5 separate regions of the Homo sapiens genome follow, and regions 1, 3, 4 and 5 are each linked to region 2. A link is a contact called in ENCODE Hi-C or POLR2A ChIA-PET data. All regions are on one chromosome and are shown on one strand. Each heading gives the region's core, a stretch centred on a gene start or an enhancer-like site at or near the end of the contact. The rest is flanking DNA. Distances are from core to core; before and after follow the strand shown.

What was found. Hi-C counts contacts between places; a loop is a spot of excess contacts on that map. ChIA-PET counts read pairs that join two places held with the same protein, here RNA polymerase II (POLR2A). Pooled maps may share reads with other maps.
Region 1: a loop to region 2 is called in a pooled map, with 17 times the contacts of the local background. The contact joins the promoter of GMEB1 here to the promoter of MATN1-AS1 in region 2. A Hi-C loop is called at or near these places in 1 of 168 maps with a recorded cell type or tissue (psoas muscle), 1 of 37 single-sample maps with no recorded cell type and 10 of 50 pooled maps.
Region 3: a pooled map shows a loop between it and region 2 (5-fold over the local background). The contact joins the promoter of TAF12-DT here to the promoter of MATN1-AS1 in region 2. A Hi-C loop is called at or near these places in 2 of 168 maps with a recorded cell type or tissue (naive thymus-derived CD4-positive, alpha-beta T cell and psoas muscle), 1 of 37 single-sample maps with no recorded cell type and 14 of 50 pooled maps. POLR2A ChIA-PET finds 5 or more read pairs at or near these places in 3 of 52 experiments (PC-3, RWPE1 and SK-N-SH).
Region 4: a loop to region 2 is called in a map of CD4-positive, alpha-beta T cell, with 18 times the contacts of the local background. The contact joins the promoter of YARS1 here to the promoter of MATN1-AS1 in region 2. A Hi-C loop is called at or near these places in 2 of 168 maps with a recorded cell type or tissue (CD4-positive, alpha-beta T cell and CD4-positive, alpha-beta memory T cell) and 8 of 50 pooled maps.
Region 5: a loop to region 2 is called in a map of CD8-positive, alpha-beta T cell, with 11 times the contacts of the local background. The contact joins the promoter of SNHG12 here to the promoter of MATN1-AS1 in region 2. A Hi-C loop is called at or near these places in 1 of 168 maps with a recorded cell type or tissue (CD8-positive, alpha-beta T cell) and 7 of 50 pooled maps. POLR2A ChIA-PET finds 5 or more read pairs at or near these places in 2 of 52 experiments (K562 and Panc1).

Annotation. Positions count from the first base shown.
Region 1 is chr1:28,667,487-28,670,186 of GRCh38, reverse strand. GMEB1 (glucocorticoid modulatory element binding protein 1) reads right to left here and starts at 1,403. Exons shown (of 10, transcript NM_001319674.2): 1 at 1,348-1,403. RefSeq lists enhancers at 162-221, 272-321 and silencers at 852-1,141, 1,152-1,261, 1,292-1,431.
Region 2 is chr1:30,717,432-30,720,131 of GRCh38, reverse strand. It overlaps MATN1-AS1 (MATN1 antisense RNA 1), which reads right to left and starts at 1,360. Exons shown (of 4, transcript NR_034182.1): 1 at 567-1,360. MATN1 (matrilin 1) reads left to right here. Exons shown (of 8, transcript NM_002379.3): 3 at 1,175-1,397. RefSeq lists silencers at 748-837, 1,398-1,917, 1,958-2,137 and enhancers at 495-1,070, 1,168-1,337.
Region 3 is chr1:28,641,901-28,644,600 of GRCh38, reverse strand. TAF12-DT (TAF12 divergent transcript) reads right to left here and starts at 1,345. Exons shown (of 2, transcript NR_146730.1): 1 at 838-1,345. It overlaps TAF12 (TATA-box binding protein associated factor 12), which reads left to right and starts at 1,534. Exons shown (of 6, transcript NM_005644.4): 1 at 1,534-1,609.
Region 4 is chr1:32,816,060-32,818,759 of GRCh38, reverse strand. YARS1 (tyrosyl-tRNA synthetase 1) reads left to right here and starts at 1,402. Exons shown (of 13, transcript NM_003680.4): 1 at 1,402-1,572. The coding sequence starts at 1,516. S100PBP (S100P binding protein) reads right to left here and starts at 1,107. Exons shown (of 7, transcript NM_022753.4): 1 at 1,071-1,107. RefSeq lists enhancers at 151-260, 694-863, 1,231-1,540, 1,289-1,788, 1,789-2,290.
Region 5 is chr1:28,581,672-28,584,371 of GRCh38, reverse strand. SNHG12 (small nucleolar RNA host gene 12) reads left to right here and starts at 1,389. Exons shown (of 6, transcript NR_146382.1): 1 at 1,389-2,282. RefSeq lists an enhancer at 2,222-2,700.

The DNA of each region.
Region 1 (2,700 bases), core at 154-2,653, 2.0 Mb after region 2:
CTCAAAAAACAAATAAATAAATAAATAAATAAAAAGGGTCCCCAAATGCACTTTGGTAACTATTAGAAGAGGCAAGGAGGAAGAAGATAATCCCTCAAGACTAGAATTATGTCTGACAGTCTCTTTTCCTAAAACCCGTCTTGATTGGCCTAAACAGACACCAATCAAGGCCCCATCTGTGTCTACTAGGAAGTGGTTTTGAGATTTCTCTCATCTTGAGAGAATCCAGGGCTGCGCCTGCTCTGCTGTCTAGGTCAAGACTTCACCCTCTTGTCTTGTGGATCATCCTCCAAAGACCCTCGGGTTGAGATTTTGCCTTCATCTCTCCTGCCCCTCAATTAGATAACACCTGGCCAATTCCTGTCATTTCAGAAAGCGGGAACACCTTAAGCATCTTTCCTCAACGATCTCTGCTTCTCTCAAAAAGATAGGTTTCTCCATCCCCTGACCGAGCGGGTTACTTTGTTCTCCACCTAGACATCAAGAGGCACCTAGACACCTTCCATCCCCTCAGGTTTGGACGCTGCTCTTTCGTACTTCAGGAGGCTCTAGGAGTCTTCCTACCACGCGCTCATCTGTGGGGAGACCTGGGCCTGCTCACTTCCCCTTAGAGCTCCTCTTCCTTCCCTGCCTTTGGAAAAAACCTGCCCTTTTTTCCCTTGTTCTGAGTGGCCGAGGCCTCTACCGCGCCCCTCGGGATAAGCTGGACTCTGCTCTCCTCAGAAGAACCCACTCTGTACTCTTGCTCTCCCGCCAAGGCTCCGAGAGGGTCTCCTCCCAGGCGGGCATCCGGGCTTCCAGCACCTATCGTCCCCCTCCCACTGGGCAGGACCCAGGCCTCCAACCAGCTCCTCATCCAAGGGCCCGGTGCTCCCCGGACCCCGCCTTTGGGGATACCCCAGGCTCCCCGGACCCCTCGATGGGGTCCTGGGCGCCTGGCCCTCTCAGTCCGGAGTCACTCCGGCCCCTCCTGGCCCCTGAGCCGAGTACTTCCGGGCCCCTCGGTCCGGGGGCGCCGGGGCCCCCCCAGTGGTGGACTCGCCGGTTCCCGCCGCCCTGGTCTGGGGCCCGAGCCCCGGCGGCGCGGCCGGCTGCGCTGGGGGCGGCCCGGCGGCTCGGGCGGACCCAGCGGCAGCGTCCCCCCACCCCCCCGCGGCGCCGCGACGTCCGCTCGCTCCCCGGCGGCGGCGGCGGCACGCACAGGGCGTGGGGAGGCGCCCGCGGAGGCAGCAGCCCCCCGCCCCCTGCGCGCCCGCCCGCCCTCGCCGGCCGCCGCGCGGCCCCCGCGCCCGCCCCCCCGCCCCCACCCCACCCCGCGCCCGCGCGCCCACCCCTCCCCCTCCTCACCGTCTCCGTCGGGCGGGCGGGCGGCGAGCGGCCAGGGCGGGCAGGCGACGGAGCATGCGCAGAGGCCGCCACGGCAGCTACCGCCACCGCCGCCGCCAGGCCGGGCTTCAACACTTCCGGCCGCCGCCGCCGGAGAGCTGGCGCCTTAAAGGGGACGCGTCCCTATTGCCGGTCCCACCGAGGATTAACCTTAGCCAAGGGATTTGGGCCTTACCTAAGCAGAATTCTTTCGCCCTTGAAAATCAGTGTTGGAAAGGTCGCTAGAGACCCCAGTAACTCTCCTTCCCGCACTCATAGATGAGGAAAATAGGCCCTAAATGAAAGAATCACCTCAACCACAATTGAGGGCCAAGCTAGCTTTCTCGACTCCTCTGGAGGACTCTACTCCATTTACCTCCCCAAATCCTGTTTTATGAAGTTTACATCTTATCGGACCCTTCAAGTTACAATCCAGCTATCAGTTTGCAATCAGAAGATCTGCATAGATCAGTAACTGGTCACGAGTCCTTGAGCAAGCCCTAAGCATTGTCTGACCCGTGCCTGTTTGCCAAGTTTTTCCTGCTTGTGAGTTTCTGGGTTGAAGTCTTGACTCCCCTGCTGGAAGTGTAAACGACTCTGGAGGAATTTCTTGACAGCTCTAAACCTGTTTCCGATAAGACATAATGTGAGTGCTAAAGAAGGTGATACCTGCATGAAAAGTGCTTCAGAGAGTTCCTGGGGTCAGTAATAGTAATTAACAAGTATTAAGACCTTTATTTTTTATTTATTTATTTATTTTTTTAGACAGAGTCTTGCTCTTTGGCCAGGCTGGAGTGCAGTGGCGCGATCTCGGCTCACTGCAGCTTCAGCCTCCTGGGTTCAAGTGATTCTCCGGCCTCAGCCTCCCGAAGAGCTGGCACTAGAGGCGCGCGACACCACGCCCGGCAATTTTTTTTTTTTTTTGTATTTTAGTAAAGACAGGATTTCACCATGTTGGCCAGGATGGTCTCAATATCTGACCTCATGATCCACCCGCCTGGGCCTCCCAAAGAGCTGGGATTACAGGCGTGAGCCACCGCGCCCGGCCGTATTAAGACCTTTCTATGGCCAGGTGTGGTGGCTTACGCCTGTAATCCCACACTTTGGGAAGCCGAGGCGGACAGATCACTTGAGACCAGGAGTTCGAGACCAGCCTGGGCAACATGGTGAAACCCCGTCTCTACTAAAAATACAGAAATTAGCCGGGCGTCGTGGCACGCGCCTCTAGTCCCAGCTACTCAGAAGGCTGAGCCAGGAGAATCACTTGAACCCGGGAGGCGGAGGTTGCAGTGAGCCGAGATCAGGCCATTGCACTCCAGCCTGGGCAACAGAGTG
Region 2 (2,700 bases), core at 111-2,610:
AGGAGGCAGTGGGCCTCGGGATGGCAGCGAATAGTCACAGCTAGATTTTCAGAGCCAGGAGCCCAGGCCCCTGGAGAGGAAGAGATTGTACAAAGTCACTCCCCAGGTAGCCCAGGGTAATGATGGTAAAAATAATAGTTGCCCCTTCTGGCTTCTAACCAGGAGTCATCTCACTCAACCTCACCACAACCCTTTTTACAGTTGAAGACACTGAGGCTCAGGAAGGTGACCTGTAGCTTGTGGAGCTGCATTTCTAAACACGGCCTGTCTCAACTGCCTGTCATCAGGACAGGGTGTCAGGACCTGGGGCTAAGGATGGGACCCAGGAATCAGAAACAGACCCAAGTCAGAAGCAGAGAAGCAGCAAAGCGGGACTGGATGCCTAACCCAGACTGGGCAGAGCTGGGAGCGCCCTAGCCTCAGGGCGGGTGCAGACAGGGGGTCACGAAGCCGGATCTCAGTGACAGAGTCCGCCACCTCTTTCTTTCCAGGGTACAGACCAGAGGAGCCTAGTGGGAGGGGAGCAGGCAGATTCTTTCCCTCTCTGGCAGGGGCATGTATCATACCGGGGAGTGGAGGAGGATAAGGGCGGCATCTTTCTTGGGTTGGTCCCTTGGGCATCCACATGGGAGTGGCCCTCCGTCGGTTCCCTGGTCCAGGGTCCCCGGTCTTACCGGGACAAGGACAGCAAGACGGGAGACGGCAGCCCCATCCCTTAGCTTCGGCTGCCATCTGGTGGCCAAAGCGCAGAACTGCACCATGTGGAACCACCGGATCCCCCCACCCAGCCCCGGCCGGGCCTCCCGGGGGCACGAGGGGCGTGGCACGACTCCCACAGCCATCAGCCTGAGGACCCTGCCCTCAGCCGCCTCAGTCTGAGGGGAAGGCATGGCCCTGACCTTAGAGACCCCAATTTGGCGATGGGGCATCACATCCCTCCGGGCATCTCAGAGCTGCCTGCCCGAGGGAGGCGAAGCAGATGGAAAGCCCCCCAGCCACGTCTCTCAGTCAGAGGAAACGGGTCTCCTCTTCGGCCAGCCGGGTCCTCTTCCCCCGGGTGCCGCCTGGCTGTGCGACCCGGCAGTCCTCCCGCCTCTCCGGGCCTCAGCCTCCTCTCCTGGACAGTCCCGTGGGCTTCCGGGAGCCCGGTGTCACACCGCCCCGCGTGTCGCAGGTGGTCATCGTGGTGACAGACGGGAGGCCCCAGGACAGCGTGCAGGACGTGTCTGCGCGGGCCCGGGCCAGCGGCGTCGAGCTGTTCGCCATCGGAGTGGGCAGCGTGGACAAGGCCACGCTGCGGCAGATCGCCAGCGAGCCGCAGGACGAACACGTCGATTACGTGGAGAGCTACAGCGTCATCGAGAAGCTGTCCAGGAAGTTCCAGGAGGCCTTCTGCGGTGCGCGGGCAGGCGGGGGCGGAGCCAGGGCAGGGGCGGAGAAGGGGAGAGCGGCGGGGCGGGGCCAGGGCTGGAGGCGGGACCGAGGCTGAGGCGCAGACGGAGCCAGCGCCGGCGCAGGGCAGGGGCGGGGCCGGGGGGGGGGCAGAGGCGGAGACGGGAGAGAGATAGAATGTCAGTGCCGGGGCGGGGCCGGGGAGGAGCCGGGGGCGGAGGCGGAGACGGAGAGAGTCAGCGCCGGGGCGGGGCAAGGGTGGGGCCAGGGCAGGGGCGGAGACGGAGAGAGCGGCGGGGCGGGGCCAGAGCAGGCAGGGGGCGGGGCCAGGGCAGGGGCGAAGACGGAGACAGTCAGTGCCAGGGCGGGACCGGGGCGGAGGCGGAGAGAGTCGGCTCCAGGGGCAGGGCCAGGGCTGAGCGGGACGAGGCCGTGGCAGGCGCAGAGACTGAGAGTCCGCGCTGAGGCGGGCCAAGGCTAGGGGCGGAGCCAGCGCTAAAGTGAAGACAGAAAAAGTCAGCGTCGGGGGGCGGGGCCACATCAGAGGGCGGGGCCTGGCTGGGGCGGTAGCCTATAAAACGGCGGGAACTGAGTTACACGGCAACATCAGGGCGGGGCCAGGGCTAGGGACACGGCTTAGGTGGATTGGGGGTGGAACCTGGATTAGACTGAGGTGGTGCCAGCACCAGGGGTGGGGCCGTAGCTGGGGCGGAGCCTGATAACGGAGGAGGGTCTCCAGCCCCAGGTTAAGGGAGTTGGGGAGAGGCGATGTTAAGAGTCCTTTTATGGCCGGGCGCGGTGGCTCACGCCTGTAATCCCAGCACTTTGAGAGGCCGAGGCGGGCGGATCACGAAGTCAGGAGATCGAGACCATCCTGGCCAACATGGTGAAACCGGTCTCTACTAAAAATACAAAAAATTAGCCGGGCGTTGTTGCGGGCGCCTGTAGTCCCAGCTACTCGGGAGGCTGCGCCAGGAAAACGGCGTGAACCCGGGAAGCGGAGCTTGCAGTGAGCCGAGATCGTGCCACTGCACTCCAGCCTGGGCGACAGAGCGAGACGACTCCGTCTCAAAAAAAAAACAAAACAAAAAAAAAAACCGCACACACAAAAAACAACAGAGCCCTTTTATGTGGCAGAATCCTGGCAGGGACCAAGGAGGGCCCAGAGCTCAGGAAGGAGAGCTCCCAGAAAACCTACACATGTTTCTGTGTCGTGAGTTTTGGGTGCCAGAGTTTTCTGTGATGCGGGAGAGTCTGAGAGGCCTGGGCACTGGCAGGAGAAGGTTCAGAGCCCTTCTCGGAGGGGAG
Region 3 (2,700 bases), core at 96-2,595, 2.1 Mb after region 2:
TTGCAAACTTTCTAAGGACAGAGATCATCCGTCTTAGCCACCAGTTATGTACTCAGCACATAGCAAAAGGCTTGTCACACAATGAGACTCAAACACTTGTCAAATGAACGTATATACATTCAACCTGGGTCTTAAAAAAGATGTATAGGCATTCAACAACAAAAAGTGGTATGCCGGACCCTAAAAAGAATGGAGAGCAGTGGCAAGGAAATAAGGCTAGGAATACAGCTTAGAGCCCAATGTTCATGAGGACTTGAATCTGAGAATTTGGATTGGGTGGCAGTGTAGAGGGTGGACTGGGAACGTGGTAGGATGAGGATTAGGAAGATATAAAGACAGGGCAGGATGCCGCACCAATCTGGGCACCTCTTCCTAATTTCTATGTGGCTCACTCTGGCCTGTCACAGCTCTTTATACAATTTTTGGTGTGTTTGTGGGTTCTTCTCCATCTTACTGTGAACCTTACAGATGCTGGAATTGGGTCTTACTTGCATGCCTAACATTCCAGCATACAGTAAAAAATAACAGCTGTTCTCTTTTTTTTTTTTTTGAGACAGAGTCTCGCTCTGTCGCCCAGGCTGGAGTGCAGTGGCGCGATCTCGGCTCACTGCAACCTCCGCCCCTCCAGGTTTAAGCAGTTCTCTGCGTCAGCCTCCGGAGTAGCTGCGATTACAGGCGCATGCCACCACGCCCGGCTAATTTTTTGTATTTTTAGTAGAGACGGGGTTTCACCATCTTGGCCAGACTGGTCTTGAACTCTTGACCTCGTGATCCACCCTCCTCGGCCTCCCAAAGTGCTGGGATTACAGGCGTGAGCCACATAACAGCAGTTCTCACCAAGCATCTGACAGCCGAAAAACTGAAAGCATTAGAGAATGCTACAGGACAGGCTTTGGCTTAGTAGTGAGTTCTGAGTTCAAGCTGAGGCTCTGCACTTATTAGCTAGAACTTTGCTTAATCTCTCACAGGTCTCCTCTAAATGATTAAATGGCGTAACGGAGGTAAGCGGATTAGCACAATTCCCGGCAAACAGTAAGCACTCAATTGTTACTACTGAATTGCCAGTTCACAGGCACAACCAACCGATCTCTCTCATCTCCTGGTTCCTCTGTTGCCAACTTCCTCGTTGAGGTCCAACAGGATACCTGTGGGGTAATGTGTCCCAGATGATATCCCAGTCCTGACACCAAGACAAAGGCACCAACCAAAAATGGCGACCTCAAAGCCATCCGAGGGCGTCAATTACCCGTCATGCTACCGATAGATAAATAAGCAGCGTCGGGAAGAAAAGCTAGTGAAGGATTCTTAACGCCGGGTTGGAATACGCAGAGCTCGCTCATGCTGCCACTCAACCACAAGCAGTTAAAAGCGCAAGCTGCAGGGTGTACCTACACACAGCTCAATATCGCCACCACGTGTCGGAGGGCAGTCTGCGCCTGCGCAAGCGAGGCGCGCGCCCGCCGGCCGGAAGAGCCGCGCGTTTCCGGGTTGGAGGCGGGGAGCGGTGCCGGAAGTAGTCGGGGAGGGCCGCGCAGTCGGACCGGCTGCTGAGACGAACGCTTCACTGGGGCAGTCTCTGCATATCATGGGGAGATAGACGCTGCTGCCTGTGAGTCTTGGGCCCTGGCAGTTGAGGAACAAGAGCGGGAGGAGGGAGTCAGGACCCAGACCTACAGTGGGTCAGTGTTCGAAGGACCAGGTTGTGGACGAGACGGGGCTGTGAGGATTCAGGCTCTTGGGAAGGGACTGACTGAGAGGATCAGGCTCGGAGAAGACGCGGCTGTGGGGACCCGGGCTCTAAGACGGGACTTAGGGAACGGGGACGGATGCGAGTTCTCCGGCATCTGAGGGAAAGTGGTCTGAGAGGAGCAGGATTATGAGGACCCGCACTCCTACGAGGAAAGGGTCAGAAAGGAACGGGGCGTGAAGACACAGGCTCCGGAGAGGTAAAAGTGGAGCGGTGAGGACTTGGGCTCCTAAGAGGCAGAAGCGGGACAGTGAAGACCCGGGCTCCTAAGGATTCAGAAACGGGGCAGCGAAGACTTAGGTTCCTGAGGGGCAGAAGCAGACAGAGAAAACTTGAGTTTGGAAGGGAACAGAAGCGGGCAGTGAAGACTGGGGCTTCTTTGGGGACGGGATCCGGGCTTTGAGACTCCGAGTTCCTGAGTCTCGGAACAGGGCTGTGAGTACCCAAGCTCCTAAAAGCCTTGGATCTAAGGGACCATGGATATGAGATCAGCCTACAAAGTAAAGGGAAAGGGTTTGGAAAAGATTTAGTGATCCATTTTTTCACAGTATTCCCTGAACCCAGAGAGATAAAGGACGTATTCAGGGGAAGACAACTTCTCCTTCGCACTGCCTACTTGGCTCTTGGCAAGCTTTTCTTGTGTCAGATACTCAATCTAGGAAGCCCATATGCAAACATCTTCATTTTCTGCTTCATTCTTGGGAATCAGATGTGAAGTTGAAAACAGTTGGAACTCAGTTATGTACTTGATAAGTGCTTTAAATCCCATTCCACTCAACCCTGAATGAGCACAGATCTCTGCATCTCAAATAAAAGAATGTCAGTGATGGAAGAGTCCCAAAAGATCATCTTTTAAAAACTCCTATTTTACATTTAAGAAGGCTAAGGTTCAAAGAGGCTTAGGATTACAGTGAGGCAATGGTTAGTTAGATCATAATTTTAATACAGTACCC
Region 4 (2,700 bases), core at 153-2,652, 2.1 Mb before region 2:
ATCTGTAACAGTTTTGCAAATTCCTTCGAAGTAACTAAAAACACTGCAGGACGGAAAAAACAACCCAGGGCTGCAAATCTTTGCTTTAGGTAACATTTCACTAGATGAGGGTGCCAGGATTCTCCTCCCACATGGACACAGAGAACAGATGCGCTAAGCTGCAGCAACAGGTTTCTTTTCAAAAAGAAAATGTGCTTTAAAACACTTCAGGCAGGTCTGGTAGAGCTTGGAGTCCCTAATAAATACACAAAACACCGGAGATCAGGTTAGGGCAGGCCGTGGGCAATTCAACCACTTCTAGGACCTTTCCAGGGCCCACTGAGGTAATAACTGCTTTCCCTCTTGCCCTGGAAGTAACTGGTGACGCCGCCTCCAGCCCTTGAGGAGCCGGAGAAAGGGTGGCCCAGGCCCAACCTTTGGAGGATACTGCCTTGGCTCTCTCTCACAAATGCAACGGCCCGGGACGGTGTCGCCTTCCAGGAAGGGCCTTTGCGTCTCCCTCCCCCGGGGACACCGCGAATTCCCGCCTCCCGGCGGAAAGCGGGAGAAGCGAGAGTTTTCTCCCCGCCCCTCCCCCAGTAGGGGCAAACCCGCCCCTCAGCAGGCCTGTGCTGTGCGCTCCTCTCCCGGGGACCACCGTCCTCAGATCTCCCCAGGGAATGGGTCGTCCTCTTCCTGCCCCCACCCGCGAGACGCGGCAGAAAAGCCCGCGGCTATCTTCCCGCCAGCAACAGCCTCCCGCCGAGCCGGCCGGGACAGAGGCGGCCCCCACCCCCACTGGGCAGGGGACTGCAGACGGCGCTCCCCGACTCTCAAGACGACCAGGGAGCTTCCCTTTTCCTCAGCGGGGTGAGGGGCATCTGTCGCCCGCCGACTTGGAGGTGGAGGGGCAGGGACATTCCCTCGCCATCACCTCAGGAGCTAGAACGCGCCCTTCTCGCAGCAGGGCGTGGGCCTCCCAATCCCTCCAAGGGGCGGACGGCGTGCGCAACCCCCTGGAGAAGCAACAGGCGCCCCCATCCCCCTCCAAGCCGGGTAACGCCGACCCCCTCGTCCCTCCCGCTCTTCACCTCCGGAAGCCGGGCCAAAGCCTGGGCGAACGACTGCGCCTCACTCCGCCCCCTGCGCCATTTTATCGCCCCCTCCCCGACCTCCCCTACCCCGAGTCAGCCGGGCCAACACCAGGGGGAGGGCAAACCAGCAGTGATTGGCAGGAAACCGTCCCGCCTCTAGGAGGGTTGTGCCCCGCTCAGGCGCCTCAGCCCCGCCCTCCGCACCGCCCACCGTGCCCACTGGCTCCACCTTTTCCCGTCTCATCGACCTGCTCGACTCTCTGCTGCTCCTCACTTTTTCCGGCCGCTGCCGGAGGGGTCCAGGCCGAGTAAGCGGAGCGCCGAGCCCAGCTGATGCAACCTGGCTGGACTCGCGTGACAGTTCCCGGCACGCGGCGGCGACGGTGACCCAGGAAGGGGCTCTGGTGCCGGGCTGAGCGGGGGAAGCAGGGGTAGCGGAGCCATGGGGGACGCTCCCAGCCCTGAAGAGAAACTGCACCTTATCACCCGGAACCTGCAGGTCAGGCCTGGGGGTTGGAAATGCGCCGTTGGGGATTAGGAGCCCGAGGTTCAGTGATTTTGAGCCCCATTACGGGGTTCTAAGTATGTGGGGCCGGGGACTCGGCGCTGGCGCAGCTCTGAGAGAGCCTGTAGATCTCACTGCTGGTCGGTCAGTCAATCAAGCAGCCCTTCCCTGGGTTCCCCAGAAATCACAGTGGGCTCACCTCTTGCGTCCAGTTGTCTTGTGTTGGAGCCAAACTTTGAATCCAGGACTCCCATTCCACCCCCCTATTAAGTGCCAGACGTGGTGCTTAGTCGCTGGGGATACGTCAAGGGCCTGCCAGAGCTTGTCTGAAGGGGATCAGACGTTAAAAATGACCCATTACGGTTCAAGTAAGTACTGGAAGATGCTATACTGGGAGCTTTAAAGGGAAAGAGAGAAGGGAAGGCTTCCCTGAGGAAGTGACCTCCAAACTGCGCCTTGAAGGAAATGGATCCCCCCCCCTCACTCCACAAATGTTCCGTTTGTTACCAAGAACTACAGGAGTAGAAGTGAACCAGAGGAAGAATGGAAGAATAAGGAGGGAGAGCATTTCAGATGGAGGAAACAGAAATTGTGGCAAATTTAGCTGGAGTGGAGTGAGCAAAGTTATGAGGAAGCACTTAAATATTTATATTGCTTACCCCTTAACTTTTTCAGGCTTCTGACTGTTGTCACCTTATCAGCGACGCATGATTTCCGACCACTTTATTTAAATAACAAACCCTCTGGCACCAGAACTGCCCCATACCTTGCTCTGCCTTTTTTTTGTTATTGTTTCTACATAGTATACATTTTATTTATTTGTTTAAGAGAGGTAGGCAGGGACCAAGTCACGGGAGCCTTGCAGGCCTTATTCTGTTCAATTTTAAATTGGGCTTCCTTCTAAGAGTAGTGATAAATCAGTTGGGCCACACAGCCTGTTCTGTTTTTTCTTTTTAGAGATGTACTTCACATACTATAAAATTCACCCTTTTAAAGTGCACAATTCAGTGGGTTTTAGTATGTTCACAAGGTTGTGCAACCATCACACTATCTTTTTTTTTTTTTTTTTTTTTGAGGCGGAGTCTCGCTCTGTCGCCCAGGCTGGAGTGCAGTGGCCCAATC
Region 5 (2,700 bases), core at 140-2,639, 2.1 Mb after region 2:
TTCGAGCGATTCTTATGCCTTAGCCTCCCAAGTAGCTGGGACTGTAGATGAGTGTCACCATGCCTGGGTAATTTTTTTTTTTTGTATTTTTAGTAGAGATGGGGTTTTGTCATGTTGGCCAGGCTGGTCTCTAGTTCCTGATGTCAGGTAATCCACCTGCCTTGGCCTCCCGAATTGGTGGGAGCTACTGCGCCTGGGAGATATACATTTTTTCTTAATGGTTTTTTGACAGCTTTATTGAGGCATAATTGACACAGAATAAACTGCACAAGCCTGGGCGAAAAAGCGAGACTTCATCTCCAAAAAAAAAAAAAAAAGTTTAATAATTTTACTTTTTTTCTTTTTTTTTTGAGACGGAGTCTCGCTCTTGTCGCCCAGGCTGGAGTGTAATGGCTCCATCTTAGCTCACTTCAACCTCCGCTTCCCAGGTTCAAACGATTCTCCTGCCTCAGCCTCCCAAGTAGCTGGGATTACAGGCGCCTGCCACCACGCCCAGCTAATTTTTGTATTTTTAGTAGAAACGGGTTTTCACCATGTTGGCTAGGCTGGACTTGAAATCCTGACCTCAGGTTATCTGCCCCCTCGGACTCCCAAAGTGCTGGAATTACAGGTGGGAGCCACCGCGCCCAGCATAATTATTAAGCTTTTAAAGCGTAAACAAACGGCCGGGCGCGGTGGCTCGTGCCTGTAATCCCAGCACTTTGGGAGGCCGAGGCGGGTGGATCACGAGGTCAGGAAATCGAGACCATCCTGCCCAACATGGGGAAACCCTGTCTCTACTAAAAATACAAAAAATTAGCCGGGCGTGGTGGCGGGCGCCTGTAATCCCAGCTACTTGGGAGGCTGAGGCAGGAGAATGGCGTGAACCCGGGAGCGGGAGCTTGCAGTGAGCTGAGATGGCGCCACTGCACTCCAGCCTGGGCGACAGAGCAGCTCCGTCTCAAGAAAAAAAAAAAAAAGCATAAACTACAAAAAAAAAAATTGACTCTTAGACTTCATAAAAATTAAAAAACTTTTAGCAGGCTGGCTGGCGTGTGGAGACCAGACTGTCGGGAGCAACAGCAGGATCTGGGAGATAAGAGACTATTGCTATCATCTGGGTCAACGATTAGGGTAACATCAGTGGAAGGGGTAAGAAACAGTCAGATTATTGATACATTTTAAAGGTAGAGCACACAGGAGTTGCTGATGGCTTGGACATGTGATGTTAGAGAAAGAGAGGAGTCCAGGACCACAGGCATGCGCCCCCACGACCTGCTAAAGTAGTACTTACTTTTTATTTTATTTTATTTTTTTGAGACAGAGTCTCGTTCTGTTGCCCAGGCTAGAGTGCAGTGACGCGATCTCGGCTCTCTGCAAGCTCCGCCTCCCGGGTTCACGCCATTCTCCTGCCTCAGCCTCCCGGGTAGCTGGGACTACAGGCGCCCGCGACCACGCCCGGCTAATTTTTTTTTGTATTTTTTTTTAGTAGAGACCGGGTTTCGCCGTGTTAGCCAGGATGGTCTCGATCTCCTGACCTCGTGATCCACCCGCCTTGGCCTCCCAAAGTGCTGGGATTACAGGCGTGAGTAACCGCACCCGGCAGTAGTACCTACTTTTTAAAGTGTAAGCAAGGAAAGTTGGCCCGCACCTGTAGTCCCATCTACCTGGGAGGCTGAGGTGGAAGAATTGCTTGAGCCCAGTTGGTCGAGGCTGCAATGAGCCTTGATCACGCCACTGCACTCCAGCCTGGGCAACAGAACAAGACCCTGTCTCAAACAAAAAAGTGTATGTAAGAATAAAAATTAATAGATTAGGCACAGGATGGGTGTTTAATTCTCGGCAATCACCACTAAGTTTTCATACTGAGGCTTATTCATTCCATGGGCAAAACATTGCGCTATGTGTGGTGCCTGGGGTGGGCTCCAAATTCCAGTCCTCTCCTCGCTTGCGATAGCTGTGTGATCCATTCCTAAGTTTCCTTATTTGTCCACAGAGCGTACACAGGGTTTTTATGAAAACTAGATCAGATAATCAGACACAGTTAAAATAGCACGCGCTCAGTAAAATTACATATTAGTGGAAGAGACAAGCCTTGAATAAATCGCCTTTCGGGGAGTATGACCCCCTCCCCGAAACCCACTCAGGCGCTGCTCGCTCGCACGCCCACTGAGCTCGGAGCGGAGCCCGAGCCCTTTCCCAGCACACAGGGTTCATTTCCAGACTGAAAGACATCCCAGAGACAACTCCAGAGGCCAAGGCGGGTCGGCTTCCTGCGTGGGCCCAGCGCCGGGCACTGAAAGGTGAAGGCGCTTCTTCCGCTCGGAGGAAAGCCTCTGGCGGTTCTCGCTTCGCGGGCTCGGGATGGACACGCGCGTAGGGCTGGGGAGGTGACGCGCGGACAACGCCGGGGCGAGCAAACTACAACTCCCAGGCAGCTGTGCGCCACGCGGGCGGCCTACTGTCGGGTGTGGCCGCGAGGGGCGGCCTATATAAGCTCTTGCTCGCGGCTTCAGCGCCCTTTCTCCCCGCCGCATTCCCGGTGTCGACTTACTAGCTGCAAGCCTCTGCCTGCCTTCCTGCGCGCCGTTCCCCGCTAGTCGCTGCTGCTGGCGCGCACTCGCCGGGTTTTTCCTCCCACGGCCTCGAGATGGTGGTGAATGTGGCACGGAGGAGCCGGGCCTTCCAACCCGGTGGGCCCGAGCTCCGAAAGGCCCCCTC